Linked DNA regions of Homo sapiens: region 1 is linked to region 2. A link is a contact called in ENCODE Hi-C data. All regions are on one chromosome and are shown on one strand. Each heading gives the region's core, a stretch centred on a gene start or an enhancer-like site at or near the end of the contact. The rest is flanking DNA. Distances are from core to core; before and after follow the strand shown. Region 1 has its middle 14 kb from the start of LINC00570. Region 2 has its middle 13 kb from the start of LINC01954.

Region 1 (7,045 bases), core at 4,334-6,833, 510 kb before region 2:
AATAAGATTTTCTGTATGTTACATGGACTCTAGTTTTGCAAGATTTTAGTAAGTATTCCATAAAGAAAGAGAGCTGTAGTCAAATAAGTTTGGGAAATATCGGGTTAAGTAGTTATGTTTTTCTTCTTCTAGGACTTGTTGGAGGCTTTAATATTCTAATATTATCATACATTTCTGAAAGAAGGGTAAGGGTGCAATATTCCCCAAATATATGTATGGAACATTTTACTGTAGAAGTTATATAGAACTAATGTTCTGAGAAACACACTTAGGTAAATGGCACTTAACATATTGTGGTATATCTTGTAATGTGTATCATGCCATTAAGTATCTTTCATTTTTATCTTTTTATTTTATTTTTAATTTTAATTTTTATTTTTTTGAGATGGAGTCTCACTTTGTCACCCAGGCTGGGGTGCAGTGGCTCCATCTCGGCTCGTTGCAACCTCTGCCTCCCAGGTTCAAGCAATTCTCCTGCCTCAGCCTCCTGAGTAGCTGGGATTACAGACACATGCCACCACGCCTGGCTAATTTTTGTATGTTTAGTAGAGATGGGGTTTTGCCATGTTGGCCAGGCTGGTCTCAAACTCTTGACCTCAGATGATCTGCGCGCCTTGGCCTCCCAAAGTGCTGAGATTACAGGCATAAGCCACTGCGCCCAGCCCATTAAGTATCTTTTAAGTATGGTTTTTAATGGCTGCACCCTTCCCCAGTGTCTGATGATGCCAAAGTCCTGGAAGTGGAATTAGAGGGTCGAAAGGAATAGGCCTTTTTAAGGCCTTTCATAGGTGTTGTCTAATGCTCTCCAAGAGGCTAGTAATTCACTCTTCTGACCAGCACTGGGTGTTACTATTATCTTTTCAAATTGACACTTTGATTTGGTACCTTAGTAGTAGTTTGATTTGAAAAAAATTTATTTTTTGTTAGCTTTGTATACTAGACGTGGTAGTCAGAATAATGACCCCCCAAAGATGTCCACATCCAGATGCCCAGAACCTGTGACTGTTTTACCTTACATGGAAAAAGGTACTTTGCAGATGTGGTTAAGCTGAGAATCCTGCAATGGGAAGACTAGACTGGATTATTTAGGTGGTCCTCCAAGTGCATCATGAGAGTTCTTATAAGAAGGAGGCAGAGATGTAGCAGAAGATGTGACAACAGAAGCAAGAGATTAGAGTGATGTGTGGAAAGGGCCACAGGCTGGAGAATGCAGGTGACTTCTAGAAGTTAGAAAAGGCAAGGGAACAGTTCTCCCCTCGATTTCAACCCCTTGAGAATGATTTTGGACTTCTCACCTGCAGACAATAAGGGAATACATTTGCAGGGTTTTAACTTAGTTTGTAGTAATTTATTACAGCAGCAATAGGAAATGAATACAACAGAGTATCCAAAATATGTAAAGAATTCCCATAAATCAATAAGGAAAAGACAAACCATTAGAAACACGGTCAAGAGATCAGAACGGATCCTTCACGATCAGATATGTGATTGGTCATTAAGCATATGAAAAAGTGCTTAGCCTCATTAGTTACTAGGGATATGCAAATTATTTAATAAAACCACATTCACCAGAATGAATAAAGCTTAAAAATCTGATAATAGCAATTGTTCATAAGGTGTAGAGCAACAGGAGCTTTCTCACAGTGAGAATATGAACAGATGCAGTCACTCTGGAAAACAGTTCGGCTTTATCCACTAAAACTGAAGACAGACATACCCTACATCCAGCAATTTTACTCCTAAGTAAGTATTCACCAGAAACGTATGCTTACCAAGAGGCCAAGAGGCATGTGGAATATTTAGAGCAGCATTATTTATAAGTACCCCCAAGCTGGAAACAACTTAAACTTCCATCAGAGGTAAAGTAATAAAAATAATTATGGTGGACTCACACAATAGAATACTATGCAGCAAGGAAAATGAAGGAACTACGTACGGTTAATGCAACAATGTACGGATTCTCACAAGCGTAGTATGCAGCAAAAGAAAGCAGATGCAAAAGAATACACACATTCGATTCTAAGTATAAAAAGTTGTTTTGGCCGGGCGCCATGGCTCATGCCTGTAATCCCAGCACTTTGGGAGGCCGAGGCAGGAGGATCACGAGGTCAGGAGATCGAGGCCATCCTGGCTAACACGGTGAAACCCCGTCTCTACTAAAAATACAAAAAATTAGCTGGGCGTAGTGGCGGGCGCCTGTAGTCCCAGCTATTCGGGAGGCTGAGGCAGGAGAATGGCGTGAACCCGGGAGGCGGAGGTTGCAGTGAGCCGAGAGCGCGCCACTGCACTCCAGCCTGGGCGACAGAGCGAGACTCTGTCTCAAAAAAAAAAAAAAGGAAAAAAAAAAGTTGTTTAAAAAACAGGCAAAACTAAGAAGTAATGAATAATAGAATCAGGGTAAGTGTTTACTTTTGAGAAGGAGGAAGGAAGTAGTGACTGGCAGGAGGCATGAGGAGGTATTTCCGGTTCTGGCAATGTCTATTTATTGACCCAGATGATGGATATTGACTAAGCTATACATTTATTTTGTGCCCTTCTCTGTACATAAATTACACTTCACAGGGAAAATTTAAAAAAAAACACACAATGAATTTTTTAATGTACTGTTTGTTTTAACTCTCAGTTCATTCATAACAGTTTAGTTTTTATAATTTAGCTTAGTGTTTTAAAAATATGATTTTTCTAATCATTGCAACAAAAATACTTTCAATAAAGTCTTTCCTCTTGAATTTTAGAATGCCCCACCTTAGCCCAGCATGGTGGCCCATGCCTGTAATCCCAGCATTTTGGACTGCTAAAGTGGAAGGATCACTTGAGCCTGGGCAATGTGGCAAAACTCCATCACTACAAAACTTTTTTTAAAAAATTAGCCAGGCATGATGGTGCCCATCTATAGTCCCAGCTACTCAAGAGGCTGAGATGGGAGGATGAGTTGAGCCCGAGAGGTCATGTTTGCTGAGAGCCATGATTGCACCACTGCACTCCAGCTTGGGTGACACAGCATGACCCTGCCTAAATATATGTATATATATGTATATATACACGTATATATACACGTATATATATATGTATATATACACGTATATATACACGTATATATATATGTATATATACACGTATATATACACGTATATATATATGTATATATACACGTATATATACACGTATATATACGTATATATATACATATATACGTATATATACGTATATATACGTATATATATACATATATATATACGTATATATACGTATATATATATACATATATATACGTATATATACGTATATATATATATACATATATATACGTATATATATATATATGTAAAATCTTGTTAAATGAAAAAGTTTGAGATTAAAAAAAGGCGCAGAGAATGACCCAATGACCCTAGGGTCACATTCAGAGATATATGTATATATATCTCACATGTAGATAAATGACTACAGATAAATATAGCAAGGTCTAATTGAGGTTATCTTTCTGAATTGCTGTTACTGGCATATACTTTTTTCATGTTTTTCTATATTTCAAAATTTTCTGCAAAGAACACTAGCACTAGTTTTACAATCATAAAAAACTGCATGTGTATACACACACATACATATAATGTGTACATGGATACACATATGCATATGTGGTTGGGTGTTTTCTTCAAATGTCAACCATCCACAGACCATGAATGGAGATGCTGGATCCTTGCAGTGAAGCCACTCTGAGGGCTCTGCTGTGGTTTGGGGATGTAGGTGAAGCCATATTTTCATTGGGTTCTTCTTGTACTTGTCCTAAGAGAACAGGGACATCAAAGGTAGAAGTGCCTTCCCTGAGTTATGATGTTCCTGGTGGCCTCTGCCTTTTTGGGAATGTCCTACAAGCATCGTCTGTTTGAGCAGCGTCTGTGGGTCTTTTGCAATACTGTGGTGGAAGCCTCGGTCCATTCCACAACCCAGTGTCTCTTTTACCCTCAGCATGTTTTGGCAGGCACTTCATTCCAGGAAAATGCCCGGCTCTTCAAGTCAATTTGTATGCATTCTTTTGTCAGAAAAAGAAAACTATGTAACTCAATATGTTCCTCCCTTTGTTTTAGCTGCCAGGGAATTCAGACCCAAACTCAAGATGCCTTTATGGTAATCAGCTTTTAGAACTGCTGGGCTCCCCAGGAGTTCGAGACCAGTCTGGGCAACATAGTGAGATTCTGTCTCTACAAAAAATAAAAAATTAGCCAAGTGTGGTGATGCATGACTGTAGTTCCAGCGTCTCGGGAGGCTGAGGTGGGAGAATTGCTTGAACCCAGAAGGTCTAGGCTGCAGTGATGCCATGATGTAGCCATGATGACGTGTAGCCATGATGACGCCACTGCACTCCAGCGTGGGTGACAGAGCAAGACCCTGTCTCAATGATCACTGATTTCCTAAAGCTCCTTTAATTCCTGCTGGTAATACATGGTTACCGTATGCCAGAGCTGAACAAAACAAGGCATGGTGGGGGGCTCCCAACAGCCCAGGGTGTGGCCCAGCCTCAGTAAGAGAAGCAACCTTTCTGGAAGCTTCCAGTCAATGCCAGGCTTCTCTCTCTCCTGCCCATGGCATTTCGAACTCCCACTGTACAACAGATCAATTAGGGTCCCTTGCATCCTGTAGAGATCTCTGTACTGAGGGCCAGAGCCATGTCTGACTTGTCCTTGTCCCCATGGCCTCCTGCAGGCTCTGGGGCACAGCAGATGCCCAGTCAATGTTTACTGAACAAAGGAGGTGGTGAGGGACTCAGTGAGCCTGGCTTAGGCTGTACGCACAGGGCAGGGAGTGAGGTGGGTCCCCTGCCTCCCTTCCCAGAGCTCAGCCACTAGGCAGTGACAGGAGGCATCTATGGGTGAAAGGGAGCAGGCAAGAACCTCACCGCTGCCTGCCTGAATTCTTGTTTATTAAGGGTCTGATCTGGGCCCAGCACCTTTCATATAGTATCTCATTTAGTCTTCTCCTTGGCCCAAATGTGGTGAGAAAACGAGGCTCAGAGAGGCAAAATAGCTTGCCCGGGGTTGTATACGGTTAAGAAGCTCTGCAGGGGCTCATTCTGACTCGAATGGGCCCTCGTTCTGCTTTTAAGGAGAAGGAGCCAGCCTGAACCAGGTAGCCCCTGCTGAGTCCCCACAGGCCCACCGAGACCCTCCCTCATCAGAGGACTGAGAGGAAAGTTCCCAGGAAGTCCAGTGGCTATTTTAGGGGAAGGGACGGGCCATTTATCACAGCAGACAACATTCCCACTTGCTGCTACAACAAACATGGCTATTTCAGAGACTTCAGGCTGGAAAAAGCCCAGGGAGGAAGGGCAGCTTAGCCCGGTTTCGTTTTTGTGAATAAGAGAATGACAGCCATAGAAATAAGGCTGACAGTTCCGAGAGCGTTGGAAAGGGAAACATTTGTGCTTCATCACTCAACCCAGAAACTCTGGCAGAGTTCTAATCTCTGATGGACTCTGTCTGCTTAAAGGCAAAAAAATAATAACCATGAGTGGAGTGGGGAGCATTTCATCGCGTGACACATCAAACACCACCCTTCGCCCCGAGATGACGTCCGAGCCTGCAGAAGCCCTCTCTGTGTGGCTCCAAACACTGAGCATGATTAAATGGGTCATAAATGTTTGCAACCTGGCTGCAAAGGAGGGGAACAAACCGTTCTCCAGGGAGGTTGGAGGCCAGGCCCCTCCTAATCAGAAGGTGATTTTGGCTTTCAACAGGCCAAGGTTTCATACCTTACCACATTTTCTCACTTCCTTAAATGTTCTTTCTCTAATAATTCTGTTTTGTTGTTTGTTTGTTTTGAGACAGTCTCCTGTCTTGGCCCCCCGAGTAGCTGGGATTACAGGTGTGTGCCACCATGCCTAGCTAATTTTTGTATGTTTAGTAGAGACAGGGTTTCACCATGTTGGCCAGGCTGTTCTCGAACTCCTGACCTCAAGTGATCTGCCCACCTCAGCCTCCCAAAGTGCTGGAATTACAGGCATGAGCCACTGCGCCCGGCCTTTCTCTAATAATTCTAAATGTGGGCCACAATCAGGCATTCAACAAATGTTACTGAGCATTGGCCGGGGCAACATGGGGGCAGTCAACCCAGGAGGTCCAAGGAAGTTCCTGGACCTGGGGAAGCTAAATGGATAGGAATTCCCCAAGATGACCTGCCAGACAGTGGGGTCTTGGGTCTTGATGACTAGACCTTCATTAAAAAAATGTTTTTTAAAAACATTTTTTCTTAGAGACAAATTTTTTAAAAACATTTTTTCTTTCTCATTCTGTCGCCCAGGCGGGAGTGCAGTGGTGTGATTACAGCTCACTGCAACCTTAAACTGCTGGACTCAAGCCACTCTCCTGCCTCAGCCTCCCTCGTAGCTGGGACTACAGGCACTCACCACTGCACCTGACTATTTTTTAAAAGTTTTTGTAGAGACGGGGTATCATTATGTTGCCCCGGCTGGTCTTGAAGTCCTGGCCTCAAGTGATCCTCCCGCCTGCGCCTCCCAAAGTGCTGGGATTACAGGCATGAGCCACGTGCCCAGTCCCGAGACCTTCATTTTTCTAAAAAAATTTTTTAAATATTCTTTTAAAGTAAATGTCCTGTGGCATCCGGCCAGCTACAGTTGCACTGAAAAGAAACACAAGATGTACCTGCCTCTCCCCAGAGGCTCTGGTTGCACGGAGGTTCAGGGGAAGGCAGACAGGGAGGAGGGGCTGCTGTTGACCTGCGTTCCCTGCTCTGATCTCTCGCTTATTCCTTTGCAAATCTCTTCTGAGCCATTGCGCCATCTGAGCTTCATAACGGCCTTGTGAAGAGAAACCATGAGATACAGAACAAAAGCAAAGGCTTCCTGTAGAGAAGCCATAGGGCTTTGAGATAAAACTGAACCTATTTTTTACCAAGGTTTATTGTTTCTCTTTCTCAAGTACTGTACCATTGTTTTTTAATAACAGCTTTATTAAGCTATAGTTCACATACTATAAAATGTCCCCCTTTTAAGTTGTACAAGTCAATGGTTTTTAGTGCAGTCACAGAGTTG
Region 2 (6,420 bases), core at 2,109-4,608:
AAGCGACCCTTTTGCTGGATCAAGGGCATATTGAAGGGTATGGTCAACCCCTCTGCCACTGCCTCGCTGTGTGAGCCTGGGAAAAACCCCTCCCCGCTCTGGTGAACACAATGGTGGCTGACAGCCCCTGTAGACAACATTTTCTGATTCTGCACACAGGTTTTCCAAAACACAGCCCTGCTCTTATCATTCTTCATAACAATCTGTTTAATGTCTCCCTTCTTCCCGAGCACTCTTGGTTCCACAGGAGCAGAGACTGTGCTTATCTCTTCCTCTCTTATACCCCTGGCATCCAGCATGTGGCAGATGCTCTATAAATCTTTGCCTACTGACATCCTCCCAACTCAGGGCTCATCGGGGCCACAGGGCAAGAATGTTGATTATCTACTGCATGCCAACAAGTGAACTGAGGATTTCCCCATGTGGTATCTTCGTTAATCTTCATAACTGTGAAAGTTAGGGATTATTATCCTCACTGGGGCCAAGGATGGAGCCCAGGTGCCCTACTAGGAACTATCCTATAGTCTCCATATGACAGAATTCCAGAATGAAGGAGCAGAAGCAGATCCTAAAGGCAGCTTCACCTCCCCAGCCTGTAAAAGGCAAAATGCCAAGAGGTGGCATCTCAGGAGAGGCCGGGAAAGGAAGGCATTAACTCATCTTGAGTGCTGCAACATGTTAGGTGGAGTTCCTGGTGCTTCATAGTCGTTACCTGGTGTAATTCTTACACAGAGCCTGGGAGGCATGACCTTGTTATCACCATTACAGAAGAGGAAACAGGCTCAGAGAGGTTAAAAACTTGCTCCAAGTCTCTCAGCTATGGGCAGCAGGGAAGGGTTAGAACCTGGGTCGGTCTGACTCCTAAACCCTAGCCCCTTCCACCTCTGCAGACTCCACACTTGAAATTTGTTGTGGACTAAATCGTGTGCCCCCAAAAATCATACGCTGAAGTCCTAGCCCCCCTCCCCCACCATGTGGCTGTATTGGAAATATGGCCTTTAAGAAGAGATGAAGGTCAAGTAAGGTCATAAGGGGTGGAACCCTCATGGGGTAGAACTGTTGTCCTTATAAGAAGCAAAGTCAGGCCGGGCACGGTGGCTCATGCCTGTAGTCTCAGCACTTTGGGAGGCCAAGGCAGGCAGATCACTTGAGGTCAGGAGTTCAAGACCAGCCTGGCCAACATGGTGAAACCCTGTCTCTACTAAAAACACACACACAAAAAAAAAATTTGCCAGGCATGGTGGCACACACCTATAATCCCAGCTACTTGGGAGGCTGAGGCAGGAGAATCACTTGAACCCAGTGAGCCAAGATCGCGCCACTGCACTACAGCCTGGGCAACAGAACGAAACTCTGTCTCAAAAAAAAAAAAAAAAAAAAAAAAAAAAAGAAGCGAAGTCAGAGCTCTCTGATGTGGCTGTGTGAGCACACAGCAAGAAGACAGCTATCCAGGAGTCAGGAAGAGGACCCTTTTCAGAACCCAGCTGTGCTGGCAGCCCAATCTCAGACTTCCAGCCTCCAGAACTGTAAGAAAATACATTTATATTATTTAAGCCACTCATCTGGTTAGGGCAGCAAACAAAGATTTTTTTCAAACACCAAATAGCTCAGCATTGAATGGAACAAGCTTTTATGAACTCCTTTCCCCATTCCTCATTCTTTTAGAGAAAAAGTAGCTTTAATATCCCCCAAGGACATTATAGCATTTGCAGAGAACTGGGAACTACTGCTGATTGATTTAACTTCCTCAGCAAGAATTGATGACCCCATGAGTGCTCCCCAGGAGCTTCCAGAATCCCTGAAAGTGATTTTTCCCTGGTCTGAAGACTCTACCTTATAAATTCGCTGACCGTCATCACCCCTCTTTCTGGATGGCAACTGTCTGGTTTTCTCTGGGAAGCATCTGTTCTGCGAAAAAGACCTCATATCTTCTCAGTTAATACAGAGTGTTCACACATATGTGATCTGCTCCACAATACTGAGGACAGAGTTGTCTTCTTCCCAGTTTCACGGATAGGGAAGCTTTGGGGTGGGGGCAGTGTTACCTGACTAAGGAGGCTTTGGGGCGGGAGTAGTGTTCAGCTGACTTGCTCAGGAAGAGCGTTCTTGAACTCTGTTCCTGGTCTCTGATCCCCTGTCAATGTCACAGCTAAATGCTCTCATTTTGCACAATAAGTGTGTGCATTGGAATAAATTGTGTTAAATAAGTGAATCAACTCATGGGCAAACAATTAAATGCAAAATGACAACTCAATAATTAGAGCTATTTGAACATCAGCCAGAGAGAACTAACACAAAAATAAACAGGAGGAGGAGAGGGAAGAGGGAGGAACAAAGGAGAGAAGAAGTGCACCTGTGGTTCCTAGTGGTCACTGTTCGATTAGATTCTACTTCCCCATCATGTGCTGGGCACCGGGCTGGGCACTGAGACTCAGAGGTGACTCAGCAGAAGTCCCCCAGGGACCCACTCGCTTTGTCATAGCTCCTCTACACCGTGTCGACCTGCCAGAAACTGGCAGTGAGGGATGAACTTGTCTCTGGGGCTAAGCCATGCTGGTTTTTTCACCATCACACACGATAGGACTCCAAGGTCTTCCAGCGTTCTGATCACACCCTCCGTGAGACACGCTGAGTTTGCCGGTGATCTCCAATGCAGGGTGCTTCATCATTTATAAGATGCTTCCACATTCCATGTCTCATATGTGCCTCGAAATCCCTCTGAGAAGAAGGTACTGTAACCAGCTCCATCTTGTAGAAGAGGTAAATTTACCCTCAGAGGGGCAAATAACTTGCCCAACGTCAAGTAACTAATAAGAGACCAAGCCAAGACCTGAACTCAGGTCTTCATAGCTCCAAATCTAGCTTTTCACCCTTCCCAGTTGCCTCTAGGTCCCGTGCCAGACACCTCATTTATGCACACATACATATGTCTAACTTGGCACATAGAGGCCAGACAAATTTGGAACTGGGTACAATTCAAATTCGTGGGTACAATTCAAATTCGCCTTGACTCTGACTGTGTGAGCAATGTGTGCCCTTTGAAGGAAACTATTTGCACCTGTTTCCGAGAGAGATCTGAAATGGGTGAAGTAATGCCTATGGATGAGACTTGTAAATTGCTGAGCCACGCAAACATGGGTTAATGCCAAGGTCGAGGCTGCTCTGTGTCTGCTAGCCAGCAGGAAATAGAACTGGGGCACAGATAATGCCACAAGACCTCCTAGGACTCTCTCCAGACTGCCCAGCTGACAGTCCCCCACCCCGGCCCCTTCCACATCTTCACCATATCCTAAAGCCACCATGCCTCCATCAACAAAAATATAGTTTAAAATACATTTGATGACTCTCAGTAAAGAACAGAACGGCGCATGGCGCCCTGGCATCTTAGCAGGTGTAGGTTCTGCCAAAGGAAGCCCTTGTGGCTTTCAGCAGCATTGCACACTTCTTCAAAAGTGAAAACTGAATCTCACCTTCTCGGTAGACACTAAACCAGAAAGCGAGTTTCAGATCTATATTTTGAAGTGTTTCGTGAAGCACTCCACTGGAAATAGAGATGCCTTTGCTTTTTACCAAATGCACAGAGTAGCCGGTTTCTAAGCTCTGGAGGTGATCCTGTTTTTTTCAGGGATGTGGTTCCAAGGGGTAACATTGAGCTTTATAAGGAATTCTCTTACAAATGTTGTTTTCCCAATAACTAATGGTCCCATTCAAACCTGAGTACATTGCCTTTTAAATTTCTAAGTGGTTTAATAATAGAACCGCTCCATTAACTCTGACACATGCTTGGGAATCAAGCAAAGAAATGAAGAGACGGCTGGAAAAACAAGCAACCGCAGCCGTGTGCGCTCCTGAGTCCTAAATGCTAGCGAGCTCAGCGGCTGAGATTTTATATCAAAAAGCCATGACCGGGAGCTCTTTGTCTGTGTGGGTCACAGAAGGATCGTCCTAACTTCTCTGCTCCTCCCAAGCCAGCCCCCTCCTTCCCTACAGAAAGGCCATCCTCCACTCCCTCCCGTCACCGCACCCACTATCTCCTGCTTTCTTCCCCTAAGAGTTCAGGCGTCCCTCCTGCTGTTTCAAACACTCCCTGGCCTGGCTACTATGAGGGACTGCAGTTTATTCACCAAGAACAGCTCTAGCTTCACTTCATTCCTCTCTCCTTCTGGAAAAGATTTAAGACCACAATTCACAGAATTAGCCCTGCTTTCCGATAGAATCCAATCCAAGGAGGAAAGCTCCGCATCCTTAAAACCTCTTCCAAATCCCCTAATGCAGCCCAAGTGAGCAGGTCCTTCCTGAACCCCTCTCCTGAGACACCCCAGGGCCTTGCGCAGTGTGCTCCCTTCCTGGTTGCAATGAGCCCAGGGTTGTTCAGATGCTGGTCTGTGGCTTGAGCTGAAGGGCACTGACCACATCCTCATTTGTTTACAGAAGGGGTTTCGTGTGTGTGTGCGCGTGTGTGTGTGTGTTTGTGTGGGTGTGTGTATGTGTTTTCTTTACTTCTTCTTTTTTTTTTTTGACACAGGGTCTCGCTCTGTATCCAGGCTGAAGTGCAGTGTCGTTAACACAGCTGACTCACTGCAACCACCACCTCTCAGGCTCAAGCGATCCTCCCACCTCAGCCTCCCAAGTAGCTGGAACTATAGACACGCACCACCACACCCACCCAGCCAATTTTTTGGTTTTTTGTAGAGATGGGGTAGTGTCATGTTGCCCAGGTTGGTCTCAAATTCCTGGACTCAAGTGATCCTCCCACCTCGGCCTCCCAAAGTGCTGGAATTACAGACATAAGCCATGGTGCCCAATCCAGAAGGGATTTCATACATGCTTTTTGTAATGGAGTCTCACACCTATTATGACGATAGTGAGATTATTTTCATGTCTATAATGAACCACATTATCATCCCTCTAAACGCCTCCTCTCCTGGTAGGCTTTCCTGAACTACGTCTCTGCCACTTTCCTGCACGTAATCCTCTTCTTGATGCTTCTCTGATCCCCAAAGGAGAGCACCTGCAGGTTTCTGCTCTTGGTTTTTCTCTGTACATCGTCTCCCTCAGTTACTTCATCCCTGCCTATCTTATCCTCTCCCTTCCATGTGAAGAACTTCCACACCAGGGCTCCAGCCCTGACCTCTTCCAGCCACCTGCTGGACACCTGCTCCCTAACCCCGGTGTCCTGCCAGCATGTCAGCGTCAGCAGTCACACCAAGCCTGTCACCTCCCCGCACAGAGCTGACTGCACCTGACCCCCTCGTCCCTGCTCACAGCCTGCCCTCCCAGACCCTGAAGGACCAGAAGCAGGGGTGCCACCCCGGAGTCTCCCTCCCTCTGGCCTGCACATCCAGTCAGCACCATGACCCGCATCGATTTCTACAGGCACAGCTCATGCCAAGAGAAGCCGGGAATGCAGAGGCCCAGGGCGGGAGATCATGGTGGCTCTTCGTTTTGCTTGCACTGAGAAACTAAAAACCCAGAGAGGAGTGATAACATGACCTGGGTCCATCCACTGGGGGAGACCAAGCCAGGACTGGCCCCGTGTGTTCAAGCTGCCTTCCTCTTCCCCGCCAGGCAGCGCCTCCTGCATCCCTCAGGACCCTCATGGACCTACCGCAGCCACCTCCCAGCCGGCCTCCCTGCTCCACTCTCCTTTAGCCACCTGCCTCCCGCGGCCAGCAGCACAGCTCACTCCCCAGTCTGAAGCCATCAGTGTCTTCCCAGTCACTGCAGGTCACACAGAGACCCCCATCTTCTCCCGGCCCGGGCCCTCAGGAGCCACAGTCACTCTATCCTCCCACAGCTTCCCACATAAACTTCCAAACGGGCTGCACAGGGACGCTGGGGCCCACCTGCTTCTTGCCTCCTCTGGTCTGAGGTCCTTTCTATTCCACTAGCCAGTCAGCGTCTGCCTGCCCTCTGTCCCCTCCCACACACAGGGGCCGCTCCTCTCCCATGGCACAGTGTGGGCTCCTGTCCACAGCACCGGGCCCTAGGCCGCCAGGGCTCTCTCTGGCTGTGTGGGCTCTGCTGGGCTTGGGGCTCTGCGGGTGGGAGACCCATCGAGTGAGCTTTCCCTCCGAGCCCAGTGCTTAGCATGCACCAGGCCCTTAGGAAAGGTGGAGGGAGAGAATGAGGCGGCCCTCCTTTTTAGAGCACATTAACAAAACCCCCCAAATGGTGGCAATGATCGTTGTCTATACCATGGAGGCTTTCCGTTGACAGAGTTCCAAAACAAGCCTGGTCTCTGAAGATGCTGAGAGGAGCGGTACTTGCTCTTTGACTATAAGAACCGAAGCTAAGGACCTTCTAAAGAGAGTCATCAGGGTCCCTCACAAATAGGGGTACGAATACCTCCCATAGGGACTACGAAGAATTCATGAAACGGCCCTGCTTTCAGGGACTTCCCCACCATGCCCCCGACCA

What was found. A loop is a pair of places that touch in the nucleus more often than their neighbours do. Pooled maps may share reads with other maps.
Region 1: a pooled map shows a loop between it and region 2 (7-fold over the local background). The contact joins two enhancer-like sites. A Hi-C loop is called at or near these places in 3 of 37 single-sample maps with no recorded cell type and 3 of 50 pooled maps.

The regions. Positions count from the first base shown.
Region 1 is chr2:11,376,714-11,383,758 of GRCh38, reverse strand. No RefSeq gene overlaps it. Among named protein-coding and RNA genes, the nearest start is that of LINC00570, 14 kb to the left of the region's middle. RefSeq lists an enhancer at 5,349-5,558. Within about 2 kb of position 5,583, at least 11 of the 41 ENCODE cell types and tissues checked have a DNase peak (open chromatin) inside an H3K27ac peak, as active enhancers do.
Region 2 is chr2:10,862,074-10,868,493 of GRCh38, reverse strand. No RefSeq gene overlaps it. Among named protein-coding and RNA genes, the nearest start is that of LINC01954, 13 kb to the left of the region's middle. RefSeq lists silencers at 3,362-3,531, 4,562-4,611 and an enhancer at 6,104-6,420. Within about 2 kb of position 3,358, at least 3 of the 41 ENCODE cell types and tissues checked have a DNase peak (open chromatin) inside an H3K27ac peak, as active enhancers do.